Linked DNA regions of Homo sapiens: region 1 is linked to region 2. Evidence: chromatin loops called from intact Hi-C (ENCODE). Cell type or tissue: gastrocnemius medialis. All regions are shown on one strand. Links, peaks and the distances in the headings refer to the core of each region. The heading gives the core; the rest is flanking DNA.

Region 1 (8,301 bases), core at 302-8,301, 77 kb before region 2:
ACTACCAAGTCTCAAGGAATGGAAGTGGATTTTTTTTAGGATTGATGCATAATGATTGTACAGATTTATGGAATACAATGTGATGTTTCAATACATGTATACATTGTGTAGTGATCAAATCAGGGTAATTAGCATATCCATCACCTTAAACATCTGTCATTTCTTTGCGATAAGAACATTTAAAAACCTCTCTTATAGCTATTTTGACATATATAATACATTATTGTTAACTCTATTCATGCTACTATGCAATAGAACACCAGAACATATTCCTGCTATCTAACTGTAGCTTTGTACCTATTAACCAATTTCTAACCACCCCTATCCTTCACCATCCCATCCTCTGGTAACTGCTATTCTGCTCTCTACTTCTATGAGTTCAATGAGAACAACTTTTTAGATTCCACATATGAGTAAGATCGTGCACTATTTGTCCTTCTGTGTCTGATTTATTTCACTTAATGTAAGTCCTCCAGGTTAATCTGTTTTGCCACAAATGACAGGATTTTGTTCTATTTCATGGCTGAATAATAAATATATATATATATATATATATGCTGCTATTTTCTTTTCCCTTTTTTCTTTTTTTTTTTTTTTGAGACAGGGTTTGGCTCTATCGCCCAGGCTAGAGGGTAGTGGTGCAATCTTGGCTCACTACAACTTCTGCCTCCCAGGCTCAAGCTACTCTCCCACCTCAGCCTCCCCAGTAGCTGGGACTACAGGTATACACTGCCATGCCCAGCTAATTTTTGTATTTTTGTAGAGACAGAATTTCACCATGTTGTCCAGGCTGGTCCCCAGCTCCTGAGCTCAAGCAGTCCACCTGCATCGGCCTCCCAAAGTGCTGGGATTATAGACCTGAGCCACCGTGCCCGACCTAAATACTGCTTTTCTTGGTCCATTCATCTGTTGATGGACATTTAGGTTGATTTTATATCTTGGCTATTTTGAATAGTGCTGCAGTAAACATAGGAGTGCAGATAGCTCTTCAACATACTGATTTCATTTCCTTTGGATATATACCAAGTAGTTAGATTGCTAAATCATATAGTAGTTCTATTTTTAATTTTTTAAGGAATCTTCATACTATTTTCCATAATGGCTGTACTAATTTACATTCCCACCAGTTGTGTGTAAGGGTTCTTATTTCTCCACGTCATCATCAACAACACTTACTATCTCTAATAAGAAACAGCCAAGAGTCAAGATCCAAGTGAAGGTAAATAGAAAAGGGCAGAGACTGATTACTGCAAATAGTCTTTGACTGTCATCATACCAGTTTTGTGAATTTATAGTTACTTGGATTTCTCAGATTTGCTTAAAAGTACAGAGACAGATCAGCCAGAAAAGGTGGTAAGAGAGTGACTGCAAGGGCAGGAAATGAGACATTGTGCCTATAAGAAAAGTAACAACAGAAATCCCAAATGGGATTTCTTTTCTTTTTAAAAAAATTTTTTAAAATTTTTATTTATTTATTTGAGACAGTTTCACTCTGTCGCCCAGGCTGGAGTACTGTGGCACGTAATCTCGGCTCACTGCAACCTCCGCCTCCCAGGTTCAAGCAATTCTCCTGCCTCAGCCTCTTGAGTAGCTGAGACTACAGGCACCCGCCACTACATCCTGCTAATTTTTTGTATTTTTAGTAGAGAGGGAGTTTCACCATGTTGGCCAGGCTGGTCTCGAACTCCTGACCTCAAGTGATCCACCTACCTCGACCTCACAAATTGTTGGGATTACAGGTGTAAGCCATGGCACCCGGCCCCCAACAGGATTTCTTAATGTTTTAAACTTACGCTGTTGATTGAGATACATACATAATTTGTACCTGAAATTTCTTCATATTATAGTAGAAAATAGTGGAACATTTGAACAGATACCCTAAATGGGCTGTATTCCGTGGCTGCTCTAGGGGAAAGATCCCATGAAAGGAAAAAAATAAGAAAAATCTTACGAATTTGGGATCGAAATCTACAGAAGAGAAGTTTCTCCCTTTTTGATCCCTTAAGGATGATGGTAGTGAAATAGTAACCCAAAAAATCAACAATAGAAATCTCTTTCAGAGAACTCTGTACTTGAAAGCTACATGGGAGGTTCCCCATTATCATCATAGTCCCTAGTCAGTGTGAACAGAAGAGCTCTTAGACATTGGACATGGTTGTTGTCAGGTACAAAAGAGATAATGTACGTGAAAGCATTTTGTAAGTTGTAAAGTAATCATATAGTTGATAGTTATGTCCTCAGAATTCAGTGCCCTTCAAGGCTCTTGCCAGCCTTTCAAACCAAGCCATTTCTTCCTCTGATTTCCATATTTATTTTGATAGTGCCACTGCTTTTGGTCTCTCACACTGGTTCCAATACTTACTGATTCTTCAGGACCTTTGGCAAGTGTCACCTCTGTGAAGTCTTTCCTAATTTCTCAACAACCCAATATACTTTCTCTTCCCCTTTCTCTCCCCTTCCTCTTTTGCACTGATTTTCAGCTTTTGCTTTTTGTTTTGTTTTTTGCATACATGTTTCTGTTATAACACCACATATTTGTTCCTGAAAAACCTCATATTCTATAAAAACATGCACTAAAAAAAGGGTTATGAGAATATAGGGTTATAAGCAGACCACTTAAAATCTACATGACTATAGAAAGAAAGAAAACATTCATATAATTTTTAAATCAGAGCCCTAATAAAAATAGTAACAATTATAATAAAAATACTAGCATGGTTAAATCTCCACCGGCATTTGCACCTAGAAATAGAGCCAGTCCATCCTCTGCAGCCTTATTCCTGGGGCTCATGTTTTCTTCAAATTATAAGGTCTTGAAAATACTCACTTCTCATAAAGACTACTTTGTCAAAATTAAAAATACCATATGGAGACAGCTTTCTTCATCAATCAGTGTTTGATTGTTATTTTGTTTTGTTTTGCTTTTTTACACAGTGCAATATATTTGCATCCTTTTTATTTGCACTTGCCCTTTCCCCATATAGCATAACACAGTGGAAAGTGCAACAGTTCTTGAAGCTACAAAACCAGATACTTCTTGCAGAACACACTTCTGTAGGATTATCATCTTTTTTTCTTAAGGTATTGGTAAGGCTTCCCCTTTAATCATAAGAAAGCCTATCCATTCTGGAAAAATTACATGTGAACCAATATGCCTTCTGTGTTAAACTGACACCATTTCCATATTTATCCATCTCACAGAACTAAAGTACATTAAAGAAACATGTATATAGCAGAATAAATTATATTACTTTGATCATCCTTCACCCCATTGACTGTGAACTCACTGGGGACAGGAATTGTCTTTAACTTATCTGTGTGCCTGCAACAGTGCATGACATACTGCCTTATGGGGACTCAAAAGTATTTGTTGACTTGAATTAAATTATTTGTTCTGCTGCATAATAAATATAAATCTATACTATATGGAAGGTCCTGAATATGAGGATTAAAAAATGTAAACATGGCTTCTCCTGGCCCCCTTTCCTATCGGTACCTGCCTCTTAAAATCATTAAGTACTAAATCTAGAGATTACATGCTATTACATACTCATCTCTGTCAACCATGTTGAGACATGTTCTGATGCTTCTTAGAGATCAAGCCCAGTCTGTGTAAAATTCTACCAACTTGTCTCCATTTCACTGGTCAATCATTAATACTAAGAGAAAGCAGTAGGTTTTGCAAATCAACTAGTCAGTTTTGTTGTGCCGTATTGATTCAAGTCGTGGAAATAGTAAGTGTTCTTTCAGCAAGGAAATTACAACTTCAGCTATTGGAAAAGAAAAGTGGAACTATCCATTATTAAATTCATTTTTGTCCTAAAGCAATTACAATGGAAATATATTTCCTTATTTAATTCTTACCTTGGACAAAAGGCATTTAATTTTCTATAGTTGAGACAGTTGCTAAATGTATGACTTATAATTGTCATAGTAGTGATGTATCACTACCATTCAATAATTATTAGATCTAAGGCATTGTACAACAGATGACTCAAGTGAAAGGGGGATAAATATAAGTTCTATCTTTCTTCAGAATATAAAAAGGCTTCTGCAGAACCCCAAAGTGACAGAGTTTGATGCTGCCCGCCTGGTGATGCTTTATGCTTTACATTATGAGCGACACAGCAGCAATAGCCTGCCAGGACTAATGATGGACCTCAGGAATAAAGGTGTTTCTGAGAAGTATCGAAAGGTAACCAGTTTCCATATTAGCCCACCAAACAGGAACCAACTCTGTTATTATATTCTTAGCTCTAACGAATGATAAATCATACTATTTTTATTTACAGAAATGTATAATTCTGTCTTTTCATTTTTGTTTCCTTAATAAAATTATTTTCTTATGAAATGGGCTTCCTGATGCCTAAGCAATCAAAATTTGCTTCTCTTTCTTAATAGCTCGTGTCTGCAGTTGTTGAATATGGTGGTAAACGAGTCAGAGGAAGTGACCTCTTCAGCCCCAAAGATGCTGTGGCTATCACCAAACAATTCCTCAAAGGACTGAAGGTATAGACATCTCCTCTATGCTCTCCTGAGTGAGAACAGTTGAAGTCCTTGAGGCTGAGAGTGAATGAATATGATCTTCAAAGTATCTTGAAGATTGCTGCTAATTTAGTACTGTGTCAGTTAAATGAAATTAAAACTGGCATCCTCTTGAAAGCTTTTTCTTTTAGTGCTTTCTGTCTTAGAGCCGTATCAACATTGGACCAAATAGCTTAGCAGGAAATAACTGGAGGTATTTCCAGGAAATAAGAAGAAAAAGACCAACAGTTCTGTTAGTCACAGATATTTTACACCATTTGTTTATAATTAAAGATTTTTTAGGTAGTTTCTCTTTGAAGGAAATTAAAGATGAAGCAAACTTTTGATCTTTTAAAAATACTAACCTGTTTTCTTAAAATACTCAAAAATTAATTCTAATCTGCTAGCCTTTCTTTTTTTTTTTTTTTTTTTTTTGAGACGGAGTCTCGCTCTGTCTCCCAGGCTGGAGTGCAGTGGCGTGATCTCGGCTCACTGCAAGCTCTGCCTCCCGGGTTTTACGCCATTCTCCTGCCTCAGCCTCTCGAGTAGCTGGGACTACAGGCATACACCACCTACACCCGGCTAATTTTTTTTTGTATTTTTAGTAGAGATGGGGTTTCACCGTGTTAGCCAGGATGGTCTCGAACTCCTGACCTTGTGATCTGCCCGCCTCGGCCTCCCAAAGTGCTGGGATTACAGGCGTGAGCCACCGCGCCCGGCAGCCTTTCTTATGTTTCCTGAAGTTTTTCTATTTTCCTGGGTATTTTCAGTCTTTTTTATACATAATCCTTTCCTTTTATTTGCTCTACCTATCATTTAACATTTCACAAAAGGGTGAGAGACAGTGAAGACATGATTAAGGATTTAAGCAATTCCATTTTTAAAAAATCCTTTACAATAACTAGCCCTAAATTACAGAGTAATTTTTATGAGATTAGAACATTTCTAGCTGATTAAAATAATTTTTAAATTTCCCACAGTTACGTAAATCTATCCCATGAAATCTCTATTGAGTGTATGTCCTTTTCTGATATGAATATTATTAATTCTTGTGTTGCCAATTTCCCAAAAATGACATAAGAACCATTTTCCCCTGTTTTAGGGAGTAGAAAATGTATATACACAGCATCAACCTTTCCTACATGAAACCCTGGATCATCTCATCAAAGGAAGGCTTAAGGAAAACCTATATCCTTATTTAGGCCCCAGCACACTCAGAGACAGGTAAGCTAACAAAGATATTAATAATAAAAGCCAGAAATACTGAACAAACAGAAAATTTAGAGTAATGTTAAGGACTAAAGCTGAGGTTATAGCATTCTGCTGCTCCTTTCTTCTGTTAAGATTCTTTTGGTTTTACATATGTCAGCATTAGATATGAATTCCCCTGCTAAGTCTGAAACATTTATTTCTTTTGTACTAAAGAAACAAGTGTTTTGGAGAGCCTCAAATCCTTCTGTATTTCAGTATCAGACCAGTTTACTTATGCCATTTAAGGTTCTGTTCGATGGCATCTGGCATTTGGTGTTTCAAACATTGAGGCCAAAAATAGGCTTGCTGCTTGATTGCCATCCAGAGCAGGTTGTTACTATTTTTGGTGAGGACTGGACTTTGCCAAATGTTGCCAGCACACAAACTGAGAGACCTAATTAATAAAGGCCATTTGTTACACAGGAGCAAAGGATGGCTTTCTTTTTGAGTATTAACTAAAGGAAGCAATAATTGTCATCTTAATCCAGTGGTTAATTTTTAATAAAAACAAAACTTGTCCAGAACAACTTATTTAGGCCAACCTGAAATTTTAAATACTGTATACATAAATTCTACCTAGTTAAAAATTATATATTTTTTTTGTTGGAACACATGTTATCTAAGGGGCTAACATATATACTTGAATCCTATTGGATAGATTAATGTGAAAATTTTACTGTTGACATAATTCTTCTATTATTTCAGTTAATAAACATCTAAGAGCCTTGGAAGTATAGTGTTTTATAAACATAATGAGATTCTGAATGAGAAAAATGTTTTGAGATACATAGGTGATTCTTTTATGTGATAAAGTGTATTTTTTCACTTTGTCCTTTAAAAAATTTTTTTCTGTAATTTGGTACAGAACAGAAAAAAAAATCATCTTTTAAAAGTCCAAGGTTGAGATGCAGAACATTTGGTGTTAAATTCAGAGAGTACACTCATTCAGATAAAATGTTTAAAGACCTTGGGATCAAGATTCAGAAATGTCAGCTAAGTGGGAAGAATGAACGCCAGCCCAAAGTTATGCACCTATCTGAGAGGCTTTTTAAAAAACAACTATTCTTGAGCTTTTGCATTAATGTGATAAATAAAAACATTTATTTGCTTATGAATTTTTATAAGAATTACTGAACAAGGAATTATTTATTACCAAAGGGAAACCACAGGCCACCGGAAGAATATACTGTATATGATCAGTACACAGCAGGAAACCTTTCTAATTTACATAATTCATTCCCACACAAAGCTCAAAATTATATTCCTTGAACAAAATGCACATTTATCAGTTGTCAACATCTGTTACCATTTGTCACTATAACCTAAGTATGCATATAGTTAATAATTCAGTTGCTTTGTCCTTTTACACAACAGATGTTGATTGAATGCTTTCAGTATGTTAAGAGCTGTTGTAGATGCTGGCGATATAGAAGTGACAGGAAAGACAAGGTACCCGCCCTCAAAGAACTTACATAGAGACAATGAGTAAACAAGTAAACAAATGAAGAATATAATTTTAATAAGTGCTATCCAGGAAATAAATAGGGTGATGAGCTTCAAAGTAATTGTAGGGGTGGGGAGGACTACTTTAGATGGAGAGAGAACCTCTCTGAGAGGTGATATTTAAGATGAGCTTTGAGTCATAAGAAAGAACCAGACCAGACACGGTGGCTCACGCCTGTAATCCCAACACTTTGGGCGGCCAAAGCGGGAGGATCACCTGAGGTCAGTAGTTTGAACCAGGCTGGCCAACATGGCAAAACCCTGTCTCTACTAAAACTACAAAAATTAGCCTGGCGTGGGTAGCAGGCGCCTGTAATCCCAGCTACTCAGGAGGCTGAGGTAGAAGAATCGCTTGAACCTGGGAGGCGGAGGTTGCAGTGAGCTGAAATTTGCACCGTTGCACTCGAGCCTGGGCAACAGAGTGAGACCCCATCTCAAAAAAAAAAAAGCAATCACACTATGATTAGGAGAGAAAGCATCCAAAGCAGAGGGAAACACCAGAGCAAAGGTCTTGAAGAAAGAGAGAATTTGGCAAGTTAATGGAACAGAAGGGAGCCCTGCTTGGCTGGAGCATAGTGAATAAGGAGGAAATAAGAGGTTGAAAGATAGGTAGGGTTGGATCACATCGGTTCTCGAAGACCCTAGTAAAGAGATTTTTTTTTAATGTCATAGGAAGCCATTGAAGAGTTAAGCATATGAGTAACATGAACTTAATTGTGTTTTAAAAGATATTTGTGGTAAGAATGGATTATTGAAGGCAAAAATAGAAGCAGAGAGACTACTGAGGAGATGAATGCAGTAGTCCAGGTGAGAAATGGAAGTGGTTTGGGTAGGAGGCTGAGAGAGAAGCCAGAATCAATAGTCATATTTAATGGCACAGATTTATGGAACAAGGGTAAGAGAGAAGTCAAGAATAACTCTCAGGCTTTGAGGAGAAACAGAGTTTTGTTGTTCAGTTGGAGATGTCTATTAGATAACAAGTAGAAATGTCACATATTGAGAGTTGACAAAAACATTAGTAAT
Region 2 (8,338 bases), core at 208-8,207:
CAACTGCTGCTTGAATCTGGGTTTGCCAGTGACTTGTTTTGCCCAATAGAACAAAGAACATGTGCTGTGTACGTTCCAGCGCCTAGGCCTTAAAGGGCCTTGTAGTTTCCACTCCTTTACTCTCTTAAAATTCAGGTGCTTCTAAGAAGCCTGGGCGAGCATCCTTGCTATGAGACCATGAAACCACATGGCTCTGTCCCAGCATCCAAGCCTCCAGTCAGACACAGCTGGAGCAGCACACAAGCAAGACCAGAGACCAGCCGCTCGGCCAGCCCCCAGAAGTGTGAGAAACTAACAAACCATTGCTGTCTTAAGTCACTAGGTTTTGGGGTGGTTTGTTACTCAGCAATAGATACTAAAACAAAGATTGTTTCTTGGAAGTGGGATGCTGCCCTAACTAAAACCTGAAACAAGTGGCATTGATCTTGGGACCCAGCAGCAGACAGCCTAGAAGGGCAGCAAGGAGACTTACAGAGTCTGGATGAGCAGGGAGAAAACTGCTCTCAGAGACGGGAGAAAGACCACCCGTGTTATATGGCGGTGGAATCATTCACAAAACTGTCACCTGTGGTATCTTGGGAGCTAGAAAATATACCTAATAAATTTGTTGGAGGTAGCTAAAGAGACTTCCAGGCAGAATGTTAAAAGTAGCAACAGGCTTTTCTTAGCTGTGATTGGTAAGGTATTGCAGGAAAGAGGAACTAAAAAAGAAACTTTTCAGTTTGCAAGCAGAATTTGACAGAAAAATAAGAGACCAGAACAGTCTCCAGCAAGAAAAACTTTCACCATTGGTAATTTAGGAGAATGTGCTGATGGCAGGGACCACCTGGTCAGTGAAACAATTCAGGCTTTTGAAAAGTACAGAGATAAATTGTACCCCATAAGGATGGGCAATAACAGTGTGTCCATTTTTAACATTAAAATTAAAACACACCAAAAATGCACAGGAGAACAAAGCACACAATGACAAAGGAATTGGCTGTTACTCAGCTGCACTGGTATCGTACAGAAAGATAAGGAAAGGCACTTAGCAAACAACTGAAACTAAGTGTGAGGGCCAGGGGCTTCTTTGGTAGCAAAGAGATCGCCTGCAACAGAAGAGCCATAAAAGATAGACAGAACTCAGAAATTGATAGCAACCAGGAGCTTCAAAAACTAACACCCCACTGAGGCTGAGGCAGGTGGCTAGAACCCTCAGCCAAGGTAGATCTGCCCCATCAAGATCAAGGCCGTGGCTGAGAATACCTGGGCTGGGATTCCAACACGCAGAATGGGGACATCTGGTACCTTGGATGGTGGAGATCCCTGAAGATTTTGGTTCCCAGATTCCTCTGACCCCACATACCCTGCTAAGAGGACCCACCCCTCTCTATTAAGAGCTAGCACCACCTGCTGCCCAGGAAAGGCAATGCAGAGATCTCTCCCTGAAACATAACAGGAGTGCCCCACCAGATCAGCCCCATCTCCTCTTCTGGCTACCAGAATAACTGGACATAAGTCACCACGTAATTCAGAGCCAAGAATGTGCTGGGCCTTACAAGGAAGAAAGGAACTAAACCAAGCATGTACCCACAGGAGCGGGGGAGGTTCCCATGGACCTAGAATTTTTTTTTGTTTTTGTTTGTTTGTTTGTTTTTTGATATGGAGTCTTGCTCTGTCCCCCAGGCTGGAGCACGTGGCACGATCTCGGCTCACTGCAACCTCCGCCTCCTGGGTTCAAGCGATTCTCCTGCCCCAGCCTCCCTAGTAGCTGGGATTACAGGCACCTGCCACCACGCCCGGCTAATTTTTTGTAATTTTAGTAGAGACGGGGTTTCACCATGTTGGCCAGACTGGTCTCGAACTCCTGACCTCGAGTGATCCACCCGCCTCCGCCTCCCAAAGTGTTAGGATTCCAGACGTGAGCCACTGTGCCCAGCCGGACCTAGAGTTTTGAGAATATCAGAATAGAAACCTGGATAAGAAAGTTTATTAATTTAGGGGCACTTTCTTGGGATACAGGATTTACACTCCAGCAAGGACCCCACGAAATAGTTCAGATATATGAATATTATTGTGCTCCTACAAGCCTTGAAAAAGTAATGACCCACGCAGCCCAGTTGAAATGCTTGAATTTCAATGCTTCCTCCACATCAGCAGTGGAGGAAGAAATTTAAAAGTTTAGGAAAGTAGACATGTTGGAATGTATTATTTGAGGTCTAAAGACTCACCGTGGGATTATGTTCCATGGAAGACACACATCCTTTACCACAGCATTGGTGAGGGGGGCACCAGCATCAATAAACAAAATGGGAGCTAGACAGACAGTGGGCCAGGGATGAAGGTAGGAGAGGTCATAACAAAGCTGGGATTATTGATAGCAATGGAAATAACCGACCCCCTCCCCAATGCCAAGCAATAAAGGCCAGGTGGCAACAATAGAAGCCAGGAGGTCACAGTTCTCTCAATGACCAGCAAAGTCAAAGAGCCAGTCAAGACCAGGTACGGTTCATGCCTGTAATCCTGGTGCAAGGTGGGAGGATCACCTGAGGCCAGGGATTTGTGACCAACCTGGGCAACATAGTAAGACCTGTCTCTACAAAAAAAAAATTAGAAATTAGCCAGGCACGGCCAGGCGCGGTGGCTCACGCCTATAAATCCCAGCACTTTGGGAGGCCGAGGCGGGCGGATCACGAGGTCAGGAGATCGAGACCATCCTGGCTAACATGGTGAAACCCCGTCTCTACTAAAAATACAAAAAATAATTAGCTGGGCGTGGTGGTGGGCGCCTGTAGCCCCAGCTACTCGGGAGGCTGAGGCAGGAGAATGGTGTGACCCGGGAGGCAGAGCTTGCAGTGAGCTGAGATCGCGCCACTGCACTCCAGCTTGGGCGACAGAGCAAAACTCCATCTCAAAAAAAAAAAAAATTAGCCAGGCATAGTTGCATGTGCCTGTAGCTCCAGCTACTTGGGAGGCTGAGGTGGGAGGATCCCTTGAGCCCAGGGGTTGGAGGCTGCAGTGAGCCTCCTAGGCTGGTGCCATTGCACTCCATCCTTGTGACAGAGTGAGACCTTGTCTCAATCAATCAATCAATAAAAAAGCCAGTCAAGGGGAAATTAAGTTGATTAATAGAACATGATATCCCTAGGGATAAAATTAACAGCCAACAAGGGCAAATCAAACAAATGCAAGAATAGGCTGAGCACAGTTGCCCCCATAAAAAGTCTTGAAGTAGAGAAATTGGAAGCCTTGTGCAGTGTTGGTGGGAATGTAAAATGGTGCAGCTGCTGTGGAAAACAGTCTGAGTGTTCCCAAAAAATTAAAAATGGAATTACCGTATGATCCAGCAATCCCACTTCAAAAGTATTGAAAGCAGTGTCTTGAGATATTTGCACACCCATATTCACAGCAGCGTTATTCACAACAGCCAAAAGGAAGCAACTCAAGTGTCCATTGATGGATGAAAGGATAAATAAAATGGGAAATGTACATTATTCAGCCTTAAAAAGGAAGAAAGTCCTGTCACATACTACAACATGGATGAGCCTTGAGGATATTATGCTTAGTGAAACACGCCAGTCACAAAAAGACAAAAATACTGTATGATTTTATTTATATGAGGTATCTAAAGTAGTCAGATTCATAGGAACATAAAGTAGAATGGTGGTTGCCAGGAGCCAGGGGCAGGGAGAAATTTGGAGTTGTTGTTTAATAGGTATGGGGGGGTCAGTGTTGCAAGATGAGCAGCTCTAGAGCTCAGCTGCACAACACTGTGAATATACTTAAAACTATGAAACTGTACACTTACAAATTGTTAAGATAATCAATGTTGTTTTGTGTGTGGTTTTTTTCTTTTTTGGGGACAGGGTCTCGCTCTGTTGCCCAGGCTGAAGTGCAGTGGCGCTATCTCGGCTCATTACAGCCTTGACCTCCTAGGTTCAAGCGATCCTCCCACTTCAGCCTCCCAAGTAGCTGGGACTACAAACGCACACCACCACACCCAGCTGAAAATGTTATGTTTTTATCACTATTTAAAATAAAATATATGTTTTAAGAATACTAAAAAAAAAGTCATGATTCCTTCTCATTTCCTAGACCTGAGACATTTTTCAGACCTGAAATCTATTGAATGGGAAAATGTGACAGAGTCCCCGAGAGGAAGGTCCCTGCAACATCACAGCAAGTGTGCACTGTAATAATTCCACCAGTCCTGGGTGACTGTCACCTGGGAGAGGAGGAATATCCACTAGACACAGGGCCTGAAATGACACTGATATTCAAAGACCTGAAATGTCATTATGGCCCCTGTTACAATGATGGGCTATAGGTCAGGTAAAATGGGGATTCTGGCTGATGTCCAGCTTCAAGTGGGTCCACCGGGGCCGTGGCTCCACCTGGTGGTCATTGCCCCAGTCCCTGAGTGTATAACTGGGATTGGTATATTCAGCAGTTGGGGAAGCCCCGATGTGGGGCCCCTGCTTTATGATATAAGAGCTATCATGTGGGGAAGGTCAGTGGAAGCCTCTGAAATTGTGTCCGTCCCCCTTCACCCAGCCAAGATAGCAAATACAAAATAATATCTCATTCCAGAGGGAAGATAGAGATCATTGCCACCCTTAAGTACCTCAAGGATGCAAGGATTGTGGTCTGTGTCATACCTCTGTTTAATTCACCAGCCTGGCCCCTGCAGAAAACACATGGATCCTGGGAAATAACCATAGACGATTCCTAGCTCAGCTCAAGCCCCGAGTGATCATGCAGGGTGTGGTGTCATTGCTAGATTATATAAATATGGCTTCAAGTACATGACATTTGGCCATTGATTTGGCAAATGCATTCTTCTTTATCTCGATCAAGAAAGAGAATCAGAAACAGCATTCACATGGACTGGATGACAATATTCATTTAGATTCCCCCGGCCCCCAGGGTTGTTGTTAACTCTCCCAATCTATGTCATGATACATTCAGAAAAGATCTAGATCATCTGGACTTCCCACAGAATATCACAATGCTCCATTCATCAATGACATTAGGCTAATTTGGGAGAATAGCAAGAGGTGGCTGACACCTGAAAGCCTCGGGAAGACACATGCACTCTAGAAAATGAGACATAAACTCTCTGAAGATTCCAGGGCTTGCCCCTCCCATAAAGTTTTTTGGAATCCAGTGGTAAAGGGTGTACTAGGACGTTGCCTCTGAAACAAAAGACAAAATGCTGCGTCTTGCATGCACAAAGAAGGAACTAAAATGCCTGGAGGGTTCTGGCAGCAAGCATATTCCATGCCTGGGAATAGTGCTCCAGCCTGTATTCTAGAGGGTGCAGCTTTGTGTGGGCCTGGGGCAGGGATATAGAGCCTGATCAACAAAAGGAGCTAGAACTGCTCTTGGACAATAAGGCAGGAATATGTGTGAAACTCAGGTCAGCCACTTGAGCACCTCTTGATGATACCTTTCATGCCCAATGGTGACCTGAATGGCAAGTGCAGCCCAGCCTGTGAAGGGTGACGTGATCAGGGACTCAGAGCCTCTCAGGAATCAGGGTTGTGCTACGCCACCTGGTAGGCTATCGAGACCAGCAGAAATGACAGTGGTGTCATCTGTAGCAGAGAGGGAGAGTGGAATTTAGAATGGATAATGGAGGAGGGAAATGATGTTACCTATTGCAAGACCAACTGCAGCAACAGCCTGTGGTTAACCCACTGACCTCCCTTAACTAAGTCCCTTCAAGAAAAGAGCCCATTGAAACCCCGGAAGAGCTACCCCTCAATGTGTGTGGAAAGTAGATCCACATGGTACAAAAGGAAGACTGTGGTAGCCATGAAGGTGCCCCACTTGGATTTGTCTTCAAGAAAGAACTTGCTGCTCAGCTGCAAGGAGGACAGTTAGCTGTCAGCCTCCAGCTGTTAGTGCTGAGGGATCTGTCTCAGTTTTCCAGCCAAGGCACACTGCTCTCAGCAGGCTCTGGCCAGTGACTGAGCAGAGTGGAGGGGTTCTTAGGGCCTGGACATTTCTGCCCTATGCGAACCCCTCTAATGAAACACCTTTGCTCTGGAGTTCCCCAATATGTTGCCCAAGATTCTATCTGCATTTCAGTCTGAGGCTCTCCTTGTTGAACCCTGCTTCCTGTCCCCTCTCATAGGTACTCCCTCTTAGGCCTCTTACACTCCTCATTCAGTATCTGCTTCTCAGAGGAGGCAGCTGACAAACCTTTCTTCCTCTTGTCTTTCCCATCCCCAACATCTAATCCATCAGCAAGTCTTTTTGGTTCTACCTTAAAGCATAGCTGGAATATGACCATTTCTCCATCTCTCCTCTGCCAGCTCCTTCCCTACATAGTCTAGTGATGTCTCTTTGCCTCCTCTCATCCCCATTCAGCAGCTGGAGTGTCTTCTTGTATGTGTGTGGGTGTTTTTGTTTTTGTTTTTGTTTGTGTGTGTGTGTGTGTGTGTGTGTGTGTGTGTGTGTGACAGAGTTTCGCTCTTGTTGTCCAGGCTGGAGGGCCATGGTGTAATCTCGGCTCATCACAACCTCCGCCTCCCAGGTTCAAGTGATTCTCCTGCCTCAGCCTCCCGAGTAGCTGGGATTACAGGTATATGTGCCATCATGCCCGGCTAATTTTGTATTTTTTTTTTTTTAGTAGAGACGAGGTTTCTCCATGTTGGTCAGGCTGGTCTTGAACTCCGACTTCAGGTGATCTGCCAGCCTCAGCCTCCCAAAGTGCTGGGATTACAGGTGTGAGCCACCACGCCCAGCCTGGAGTGTCTTCTTAAAGCAGTTCATGTCACTTGACTACTTAAAACCACCCTAATTTCATGTCACTCTTAAAAATCCAAATATTTTCTTTGGCAAATAAGGCCCTTCTCTGCCAAGCACAGTGGCTCATGCCTGTAATCCCAGCACTTTGGAAGGCTGAGGCAGGCAGATAGCTTGAGCCCAGGAATTTGAGACCAGCCTGCACAACATGGCAAAACCTCATCTCTACTAAAAATACAAATAAATAGCCAGGCGTGGTGATGCATACCTATAGTCCCAGCTACTTGGGAGGCTGAGGTGGGAGGACCACTTGAGCCTGGGAGGTCAAGGATGCAGTGAATCAAGATTGTCCCACTGCACTCCAGTCTGGGCGACAGAGTGAGAGCTTGTCTCAAAAAAGAAAAAGGGAAAAAAAAAGGTCCTTCTTCTTCTGACTCATGCATATCTCCAACCTTATCCCCAGGCCAGACACACAGATCTCTTTTCTGTTCTGTACACACGCCAAGCTCTTTCCCACCTCAGGACCTTTGCCCTTGCTATTCCTTCTGCCTAAAATACCCTTGTTCTCTTTTTTAACTTCTTTATCCAAACATCAGTTCTTATGAGCCTTCTCTGGCTGCTCTGTCTTGAGAGGCACCCCTTCCAACAGAATTGTTACCTTATCATTCTGCTTCCATCACAACAATGACCACAGTCTAATTATTCTCCTCAGTTGCCTCTTTATTTTCTCTCTCCCTGGGTAGAATAGAAGCCCGCACAGGGTGGGGCCCTGACTTATCTCCCCACACCTAAACTCAATCTTTATTTGTGTAATGAATGATTGAAGAAAGCCTTACCTAACACATGTACATCTCCACCACATTATCCCCACCATTTAGTTCCATTGTAATAAAAGTAATACCTTTTGATGGTCCTTTACAGTTTTAGATAGCATGTTCTTGTTTGCCATCAATAGCTCTCTCACACACACACTATTTAATTTTTGATCTTCATAATTAACCCTGTGAAGAAAATAGGACAAGTATGACCCCCAAATTAAGGATTAGAAAAATTGAAGCCGGCCAGGCATGGTGGCTCACGCCTGTAATCCCAGCACTTTGGAAGGCCGAGGCGGGTGGATCACTTGAGGTCAGGAGTTTGAGACCAGCCTGGCCAACATGGTGAAACTCCATCTCTACTAAAAATACAAAAAAAATTAGCCGGGCGTGGTGGCGGGCACCTATAACCCCAGCTACTCGGGAGGCTCAGGCAGGAGAATCAGGTGAACCTGGGAGGCGGAGGTTGCAGTGAGCTGAGATCGTGCCATTGCACTCCAGCCTGGGTGACAGAGCAAGAATCTGTACTTAAAAAAAAAAAAAAAAAAAAAATGAAATCGAGAGAAGTAACCAAGGTAGAAAGTGTCAAAAAGTGTCAAAATCAAAATCTAAAAGCAGGCTTTGGGAAATGCAGTGATGTCTGACCCCAACTGCCTGGATTCAGGCCAGACTTCACAGGGTAAGGAACAGTCCTCCACTTCAGGCCACTCTCACTTCAGACACCAGTAGCCAGTTCAGGGGTTGGTTCCACTACCCCTGCAGGTTTGATAATTTGCTACAATGACTCACAG

Evidence for each region. Peaks named below come from ENCODE experiments on the same cell type or tissue, not always from the same donor. Only the 100,000 strongest peaks of a DNase experiment are listed, where the experiment ranks them.
Region 1: it touches region 2 in a loop (2.7-fold over the local background); 20 of 110 quality-filtered maps call a loop at or near these places.

What each region holds. Positions count from the first base shown.
Region 1 is chr1:150,087,901-150,096,201 of GRCh38, forward strand. VPS45 (vacuolar protein sorting 45 homolog) reads left to right here. Exons shown (of 15, transcript NM_007259.5): 11 at 4,037-4,195; 12 at 4,402-4,509; 13 at 5,627-5,748. Among named protein-coding and RNA genes, the nearest start is that of VPS45, 24 kb to the left of the region's middle. In gastrocnemius medialis, for the core only: no CTCF peak of the experiment used is centred there; no DNase peak of the experiment used is centred there; H3K27ac peaks cover 1,218 bases.
Region 2 is chr1:150,164,790-150,173,127 of GRCh38, forward strand. The region is part of intron 2 of LINC02988 (long intergenic non-protein coding RNA 2988); the gene reads left to right. Among named protein-coding and RNA genes, the nearest start is that of LINC02988, 8.2 kb to the left of the region's middle. RefSeq lists enhancers at 174-223, 404-673. In gastrocnemius medialis, for the core only: CTCF peaks have their summits at 1,401 (motif pointing left) and 4,378 (motif pointing left); a DNase peak (open chromatin) is centred at 4,382; H3K27ac peaks cover 349 bases.